2 separate regions of the Homo sapiens genome follow, and region 1 is linked to region 2. A link is a contact called in ENCODE Hi-C data. All regions are on one chromosome and are shown on one strand. The core of a region is the stretch at or near the end of the contact, and the rest is flanking DNA. Distances in the headings are between cores, read along the strand shown.

Region 1 (4,587 bases), core at 335-2,834, 420 kb after region 2:
TAAATGTGTCCTCAAAATAACAGGTATTATTTTGGTATAATTCTAGTTAAGTAAAACTCTGGCAGAACTGTTAAGTTATAGAGTAAAAGACATTTCTACAGGTTGGTTAAACCCCTACTTATAGCTCCTATATATTACTCTTGTGAATGGCTGCTGATACCAAGCAAAGATTTTAAGGGTTATTAATTTAACTTCTTCTGATGTACTCAACAACACTTTCTAAAAATCACATGCAGTAATTTCCTCCTACTTACTTCAAGCATTAAGTGAACAGATTTGTATAATTTTGTATGCATAATTTTATTTTAATCTATAATGTAGGTGCCATCACTAAGTTCTGCTGAAGAATTGATTACTACAAATATTTTTGTTTTCTTTAATTTGGAATATATATATAAAATCTAGGAATACAAAATGCTGTATAATGGAATCCAAACTTTTCATTTTTTGTATTTATCCTTTAGAATAGTAAAAGTTCATGCATGCCTTTAGGACAATATTAGAGTAAGTTAGTAGAAAGAAATGTAGAATAATGCTATTAGGTTTTCTGTGTTTTTTCACTTTCCCATATAAAATGTGGTTTCCTAAGGTTAGATGGGAAAACGACAGTTGTTTTCTAATAATCTTAATTTCTAGTTCTGCTCTCAATGTCTAGCTCTGCTCTCTACAAACCATTATTTTCATTCTTTTTTATTTAGGTAGTAATTTGATATAATTAATACACTCCCACCCAAGGCACAGAAAAAATAATTATAACAATTCATTCTAACATGTGTTCTCCTTTAATATTGTTTCACAATGAAAATATGGACCTTTGGTAAAAACATAATTTCTCCTCTTCGTTTGAAAATGTAAAAATCATAGGTAGCTTTTGTGATACTAGGTGCTCAAATACTTGTAGTATTTTATGATAGAAACAACTCTGTCAAAGATTGTGTTAATCTTCTTAAGCAACAAGAATTCCTATTGGTCTTTTCCTTACACATTAAATTGAACCAAATAATTTCAAAAGTCTCAAAAGCTGTGAAATTATTATAATAATTGGAAATGTGTCAAAGTGTGGAGTATTTATATGACAATTTCATTTAAGCTTTCAGGGCACTATTGAAACACATTTCAACCTTAAATGGCCATCCAGGCAGAGGCTTTAGAAGTAAATTGTTTACATTGATTCACAATCCCATAAGCCTTTATAGTAAACTATCCTCTTTGAATTTACTACCTTGGTTAATTCAGCAGAAAATTGCTTTCTATTTCTGAGACCCGCTTAGAAGGCTTGAGCAGATTTTTTTTTAAAAAAATTGTTCTGCGATGATGATGAAGGGAGACTTGAGAATCCCTTTGAAAAATAGAATTGACTACAGACCGAACAGCCTGTGTTTATGGATAACTGAGCTTCACACCTCTCACTGAAGGTGAGAAAGTCCTATTGAAGATGACAAAGCCCTTATCACAGTGCCTGGTACAAGGTGGGTACCCAAATGTGTGTCCCTATAAGACAGCAGCAAAGAAACTGTTACTCCTCAAAAACTCTCATCTCCACTGAATGGGTATAGGACATAGAATCTTCCTGTACTTAAGCAACTTTTAAATAGCACTTTATACACTCTCAAAAGATCAATTACATCAGAGTAGCTATGGCTTGTGAAAGTAAAAAAGGGAAGTGAGCAATATCTTAAGAATACCTGGCAGATAAGAAATGCAGCTGTTATGATTGCCTAACTGACCACCTGTTTCCTGTTGAAGGAGCCAGTTGTACTAGTGGAGAGATTTTAAAAGGAATTAAAATACATTCTTCAAATTTACATCAAAATGGATATCATACTATCTACTGTTTCATGATTAAGAACACATACAAAGCCCTTCTTTTATCATGCCTATAGTTCCTGGTGTTCCTGAAAAGTTATAGTGAGACTCAACTATGTACTGAAAGAAAGGAGAGGTAGAAATCATACTCAGCAGCAAATGGGATGCCTGAATCTGAATCCCAGCTCTGCAGTTTACTAACCATGTGACTGTAGAAAATGTTCCAATCTCTCTTATTTTTCTCATCTCTTAAATGGTGATACTAATAATAGTTACATCCTAGGGTGTTGTGAGAACGAAATGAGTTAATATATGCTAAGCATTCAGAACAGCCTGCCAAATAATGAACACTACGTAAGCATTGACTTATTAATATTTTGTTATTACTTTATAAGCACGAATTTTCTGTAATCAGGGAAAGAAAGAGAAAAGCAAAGAAACCTTGATGTTCCAAGCAAGTAAATACTCAAGTTCATCCAGTTGTGTTTCTATCAAATGTGAGGGGTTTAGGAGTAGACTATCTTCTTTATTTTATACCTGATGGAACTTAGGCAAAAGGGAATAACTGGCTTGTATCAGATGATGTCAGTCATTGATTCAGTCACTTTCAGAGCTTTTCTTTTTATTTTTCTTTCCATGATGAGCATTTACTCTTTCAACAGCCAAAGATCATTTCCACGTTCTTCTGGTAATGAAACTGAGCAGGTGTCCCACAGAGCTGATGTTCGTGGTTTCTTTGAATAAACATAGAAGTTGGCCCTCCTAGTTTTAAAACCTGAGAAAGTTGCATTTGTCTTATCTGAGTTCCTTTCCAAGGAAACCAGCCATCAGGCCTCCCAAATAGTAGCAAGGAGCTGAAAGTCACCAGATCACTGCATTTGGACAATCAGATGCCCGACACTTTATCTGTTAAGTTTGCCTAACTGACCACTTGCTTCCCATTGACCAGCTGCTCTTCTTTACCCCTCCCTAATTCCTGTTTTCCCACACATGGTTACATTTCTTCCCTGCTATATCAGCTCCTAATTTTAGTCAGTCAGGGAGATGGATTTGAGACCTCCTGGCCTCTTGGCTGCAGCACTCTATTAAAGGCTTCATCTTTGGCAATACTTGTTTCAGTGATAGGCTTTCTGTGAAGCAAGAAACAGGATCTAGACCGAACATCTGGTGTTTTGGTAACAGTAAGTGAACACAATTTCCTTTGAAAGTTGTCCCTCGCTGACAAGGATGCCAGTTGTATTTCACCAAGCCCGGTAAGGGTCATTGACCTGCGCCTGGCCAGGCAGCCAACGTATTGTTGGATGAATGTTACAAAAGAAGGGCTGCTGATCTTTTATATGGCGCTTAATATATAAATACTGGATAACAGAAGCACACTTTACTCTGAGATCAGTGGGCTGACATCATGTAAACTTAAGGCTGTCTACAAATATGGCATTCCCATTTTTATCTTCCATCTGGGGGAAGCCCAGCAGCAATGGAGGAAATGAGGCCAACACATAAAGTGAAGCAGAGCTAATGGATGAAAGAAGAATTCTGATGGTATCATTTAAGTATCCGGAGTCTTGAGACCTTTCCTACATCTGGATTTCCAACATATGAAAGCTAATAAATTGCTCATTTTTTTGCTTAATCTATTTTCACTTGAAGTTCTGTCAATTGTGATGAACAGAGAGCCAACTAAAACAAAAATACTGCAAATGGAAAAATCCTAAAATGTAGATTTGACAGAATAGAAAAGGGAGTGAAGGGAAGTATGGCTCTTACATTTTACAATAACGCAATAGCAAAGCAGCTGGTAGATCTATAACCTATTATACCTTGGGTCTTGAACCATATATCAACCAAGGGTGGCACTTCATGGGCATGGTAGAGAAACATCATGTTGTTAATGTGTTTATTACCTCTTGTAGCTTCCAGTAACATCCAAATGGAAAGTGCTAAATGTTTAGTCTAAGCCGTTATAAATGAGAGCACATAGAGAAAAATATACATCTTTAGGAAAGGTGGCTGAACTGCAACCAATGACTGGCAAAGATTAGATAATCATAAGGTTTGCAGGATTAAAATTCAATTCCCTTTTATAGACCAAGTTGGATTATCTTTCTAGATTAATTAGTTAATCTAAAATGTCAAACACTGTGAGAAATAAAGTTGGAAGTTAGGATTCAGGGCAATAGGTTGGGGAATGGGAGCATGTGTGATCCTCCGGGCCTCTTACAAACACCTGGTGCTTTGCAAACTCTTACACAACACAAGTATAATTTCATACATTAAAATGTGTGTTTTAAGCCTTGGACCCATTAGTTATTTTTCCTGACCCTCTCCCTCCTTCCTACCTTCTACCCTCCAAAAGGCCCCAGTGTGTGTCATTCCCCTCTATGTGTCCATGTGTTCTCATCTTTTAGCTCCCACTTATAAGTGAGAACATGCAATATTTGAGCTTCTGCTCCTGCATTAGTTTGCTAAGGATAACGGCCACCAGCTACATCCATGTCCCTGCAAAGGACATGATATTTACAACAAACCCCCATGACACAAGTTTACCTATGTAACAAATCTGTACTTGTACCCCTGAACTTAAAATACCCCCATGACACAGATTTGTTACCTATGTAACAAATCTGTACTTGTACCCCTGAACTTAAAATAAAAGTTTAAAAAGTGTGCTTTTTTACTAGACGGAAGCTTGGAGGCAGAGGGAACGTATATCCATCAACATCCCTGCCTTTTTCTATTTTCTATTGCTATTAGACAAACACCAACACAATCTTTTAAGTT
Region 2 (4,930 bases), core at 1,516-4,015:
GTAATCTCCTCTTAGAATACAAGTCCCATGAAGTCAGGACTTTGTTTTGTCTACGTTTTTTTTCTCAGTGATAGTGTCTGCCTCACAGTACATACTAAATAAGTATCTGTTAAATAAATGAAAAGATGAAATGTAATAAAAATAAGATGATAGATACCATGAGAGAGACGTTTTAGCATAAGGGAAGGGATTAGAAAATGAGAACATTTCCCAAGTGTTTACAATGAACTAAACATTATGTTAAGCACTTCATATAGTATATTAATAAAGCCTCACAGAAATGAATTTACAGATGAGAAATCAAAAACTTAGAATTTTCACAACTTGCCCAAGGTCACTTGTCTCATATGTAATATCACTTCAATGATTTCATTTTATCTGAATCTTTTCTAGTGCCTTCCCTGACTCCCATACTAAATTAGATGCTCTTATAAATATTCTCAGAGTACTCTGTATTTCTATTCATATCATTTATCACCATTGTAATTCATTTCCTAGTGTGATGTTTAATGTGTCTTCTTCAATGCACTATAAGCTTCATGATGGGAAGCACTGAATAGTTTGTTGACATCTCCATGTCCAGAGCCTTCCACCTTGTCTAATGTTTAATCTCTAATATACACTTGTTGAATAAGTGAATGAAATTAACTTCCTCTCCAAATATTCCAAACAGTTGATGAATTGGGTTATTTATGCCCAATGAGAATTAATGATTTTGTAGATCAACAATATGAATGGCATCCATTACCATAAAGCCCAGTTGAATACTGCAGGGGAGAGGGTACTGGTGTGTAGGTGGACTTATTTGTCCTTTACTGTTGACCATATGCAATAGGAAATCCTCTGTAAATGTGCTGTCCTACATGGTAACCCCTAGCCACATGGGGCTATTTAAATAAAAAGTAATTAAAATTAAATAAAATGAAAATTCATTTCTTCAATCACACTAGTCACCTTTCAATGCTCCATAATTTTATGTGGCTACTGTCTTATCAGCACAAATAAAAAAAAATTTCCATTATAGCGAAAGTTCTATTGAATAGTACTATTCTAGAAATTTTAAAATGCCTTTGACGATTTAAAAATCAGAAGGGGCCTGTTTGACTAGCTTTGTATTCTAACTAAAATTTAACTTTGAGAGAGCCCAGTAATCTGTATTCCCAAGTGTCTCTGGGAAAAACCTAGACATGGAAAAGGAGCTTCATTGTCCAGCAGATGAAACATTTAGTCAGACGTGCTCATGCACAGCCAGGGACCGGTGTGGAAAGAACCATTCCTCCAAAGGCTCCAGGCAGGCCTAGTGTTCCAGGGACGCTGCCAGCACCTCGCTGGATCGAGCCATTATGTCTAATGCCATTCAATACCATCCCTTTGCGTTTGATGTCTAAAACAGAAGACTGAAATTTGAAGAGAAGGAAGTACTTGGGATGCCAAATGCACCCCAGACTATAGCTTTATGCACAACCTTTAGAGAGAAATTTGTTAATGCTCCCTTCTTCAAAAATCATATACCTTCAGGTAATTTCTTCCTAACGTAACTAAGGCACAATGATTTTGGCCAATACAGCTTAACTTTTTTTGAGATTCTGTTGCTGGACAATTTTCCTCCCTCATTGGAGAGGTAAAATTTTCCTGTCTTTGCCTTAGAAAATAAAACGGTTCATAGGCAAGAATAAAAATCATATCCTCCATTTTATTTTTTGATTAAGTTCACTTATTTTGTGGGGGTAAGAATTTCTTTCGTTTGGATCTTCAGGGTATTGGCCCTGTGAATGTGTGCCCATTTCTCCACTATTTGCCAGTCCCACTGAGCCAATCTTCTACCAAGACTGAAAATAGACCATAGTTCTCATTTCTTGAACAGATATCATCAGGAGAGCCGAGGGGGAGACCATTAGGCAGCCCCACATTTTCCAACTCAACAGGTGGAGGACATGGGATTTTTACGTTCTTTGGGGATTGAACCCCCACACACCACCAACTCCCTTAGCCTTTCAGGATAAGTATTTCCAATCCCTCAGAGATTTTCTTAGGAGAGACCCTAACGACAATGGTGCTTCTGTGAAGGACTGAGGAGAGCTGGTGGACGATGCAGGTAGGAGGGAAGTTAGGCTGGGAGGAGAGGTGCTGGGATGGGACGTTTGGTTTCCTGACAAGTGACCGACTAGAGAGAGAAGGCGCGGAGTGGCAGCGGTAAGAACAACGTGGAAAGGACGGAAAACGCGAAGAGTGGCGCCCTGGCGGACCTGGGGCGGGGCAGAGTGGTAAGGGTCACGCCAGGACGTACCCGGCTGTGGGCCGGGGGAGGAGAGCACGGTGGGACAGCAACGAACTTGCTGGGGGCTCCCGGACCCGAGCTCCGCCGATGAGGTCAGCGGAGCCTAGGCGCCGGGAGGAGGCCAGTAGAGCCCCCAGACACGAGTGTCGGGAGGCCAGCGGAGGGGCGGGACGGGACGGGAAATGGGACGAAGAGCAAGAGCTGGGGGAGGAGGGAAGAGGGGGCGTCGGCGCTGCAAGCCGGAGGCGGCCCGACAGGGATCGTTTCCTTCCGGAGAGGAGGCCGGCTCTGGACTGAGGCGCGGACGGGGGGCGTCCAAGGGCGGGTGACGGGGAAATACCGCGGCCCGCGCTTCTCTCCGGCTGGCAGCGGTGCCGCCTGCGGCTCCTCCTCCGGGCCAGCTCGGAGCCCGGCGGCGGGGGGAGCGGGAGGCGGGAGTGAGGGCGGGGGCTCGGGAAGGAGGGAGGAGGGAGGGCCCAGGCGCGCCACTGACAGGGTGGCAGCCTAGGAGCGGACGCGTTGCCGCCGCCGCTGCTCCTCCTCCTCCTCCTGCAGCTCCTCCAGCTGCCGCTGCTGCCGCCGCTGCCGCCACCGCCGCCGCCGGGAGAAGTTTCACTCCCGACCCTTGCTCGGAGCCCCGGCCCAGAGCTGAGCGGGAGCCCGGCAGGCAGCTGCAGCCCGCGGCAGTCGAGGCGTCCGCGGCGCTTCGACCTCCAGCCGGTGTCGGCGCCTAGGCGGCCGGCTGCGGCCGCGGCTGGGGGCGCAAAGGCGGAGGAGGGGCGGGTGTGAGCCGGGGAAACCGCGTGCCGCGCCGCGACAGCCCAGCGAGCGTCCGCGCCCGGGACAGCCGCGATGGCTGTGCGCTCTCGCCGCCCGTGGATGAGCGTGGCATTAGGGCTGGTGCTGGGCTTCACCGCCGCGTCCTGGCTCATCGCCCCCAGGGTGGCGGAGCTGAGCGAGAGGAAGAGACGTGGCTCCAGCCTCTGCTCCTACTACGGTCGCTCTGCTGCTGGCCCCCGCGCCGGCGCTCAGCAGCCGCTCCCCCAGCCCCAGTCCCGACCACGGCAGGAGCAGTCGCCGCCCCCCGCGCGCCAGGATCTCCAGGGGCCACCGCTGCCCGAGGCAGCACCCGGGATCACCAGTTTTCGAAGCAGCCCCTGGCAGCAGCCACCTCCGCTGCAGCAGCGGCGGCGAGGACGCGAGCCTGAGGGCGCGACGGGGCTTCCCGGTGCTCCAGCGGCCGAGGGGGAGCCCGAGGAGGAGGACGGGGGCGCGGCTGGGCAGCGGAGAGACGGCCGGCCGGGGAGTAGCCACAACGGCAGCGGGGACGGGGGCGCTGCCGCCCCGAGCGCCCGACCCCGGGACTTCCTGTACGTGGGGGTGATGACCGCGCAGAAGTACCTGGGCAGCCGCGCGCTGGCCGCGCAGCGGACCTGGGCGCGTTTCATCCCGGGCCGCGTGGAGTTCTTTTCCAGCCAGCAGCCCCCCAACGCCGGCCAGCCCCCGCCACCCCTGCCTGTCATCGCGCTACCGGGTGTGGACGACTCCTATCCTCCCCAGAAAAAGTCCTTCATGATGATCAAGTACATGCACGACCACTACCTGGACAAGTATGAGTGGTTCATGCGCGCCGACGACGATGTCTACATCAAAGGTGACCTCCCTGCGCCGGCTTTCCAGCCTGCCAGTCTCCCCGACTCCTTTCTCTGTAACCGGTCCTAGCCCCTGCCCAGCCCCTCCGCTGCTTCTCTGCCAGCACGTGCTTCGGGCTCCCACAGGCCCTGGCCCGCCCTCCCCACCCCTTGCATCCGCCCACAATTCGTAGCCCGTTCCTCGTCTTCTGCAATCTGGACCCTCCTCACACCTGCCTGGCTTTATTCGCCTTCCTCACTTGCTGTTTTCGGTGCCGCCTCGCGCTTGTCCCTTAGTCTTTACCTCGTCGGAGAGGTTAGAAAAGGAACCTTAGAGCTAAACCAAAGGCCATTCCCACTCTGCCCTCCTCTGAAAGCCCCTGCTGATGGTAGTTTCCCCAATCGGTCCAGAGGGGCGTGGTCTTCAGGAAGGGAAGACGGAGGATGCTAGCTACAACTAGTCTGGAGATCCAGTGTTCTGGCTTTGGATCTTGCTCTTTTGTTTAAACTGGATCTAGCGCACTTTTGGAACTGCTCAGATTGAGGAATCGTCTTCGCTGTCCCGGACCCTTTCCTATGTGTTCCCTTCCCTTTGGCTCAACTCTCCACATACTGGGAGTCCTTGGCCATCCCCACCGTGCCAGCGCGCTGCTCCTTCCAGCCGCTACAGTTCAGCACCAAGCCGTCCCCCATCCCCCCGCCACACCTCAATAAAACCCTGAGAGGATGGGCATGTTGTAAGGAATTGGTGGTGGGGGAAAAGAGGAAAGCACCCGCTAATAAGCCAGACCCCTGGGAACAGCAGACTGTACTAGCACACACTAGTATTGGTTCCTTTCCAGTGCATTTTGTTGGCCGCGGTGATAAGCAGAGGCTGGAAGTCCTTCCCAGAACCACAGGCAGCCACAGCAAGAAAAAACTTTTTTTGTCAGTTTAAAAGAGGCGCGGTCTTTTTCCCGGAATGTGGGCGGCTCTGGACAGAGAATTTCTAAACTCAGCGGATCAAAGTTCTTTAGGTCAG

The links. Hi-C counts contacts between places; a loop is a spot of excess contacts on that map. Pooled maps may share reads with other maps.
Region 1: a loop to region 2 is called in a map of endothelial cell of umbilical vein, with 4 times the contacts of the local background. The contact joins the enhancer-like site here to the promoter of CHSY3 in region 2. A Hi-C loop is called at or near these places in 1 of 168 maps with a recorded cell type or tissue (endothelial cell of umbilical vein), 5 of 37 single-sample maps with no recorded cell type and 1 of 50 pooled maps.

What each region holds. Positions count from the first base shown.
Region 1 is chr5:130,322,592-130,327,178 of GRCh38, forward strand. No RefSeq gene overlaps it. Among named protein-coding and RNA genes, the nearest start is that of CHSY3-AS1, 420 kb to the left of the region's middle. Within about 2 kb of position 1,585, at least 3 of the 41 ENCODE cell types and tissues checked have a DNase peak (open chromatin) inside an H3K27ac peak, as active enhancers do; they include endothelial cell of umbilical vein, where a contact is called at or near this core.
Region 2 is chr5:129,901,700-129,906,629 of GRCh38, forward strand. It overlaps CHSY3 (chondroitin sulfate synthase 3), which reads left to right and starts at 2,766. Exons shown (of 3, transcript NM_175856.5): 1 at 2,766-3,932. The coding sequence starts at 3,131. It overlaps CHSY3-AS1 (CHSY3 antisense RNA 1), which reads right to left and starts at 4,228. Exons shown (of 3, transcript XR_002956248.2): 1 at 4,143-4,228. RefSeq lists a silencer at 2,924-3,133.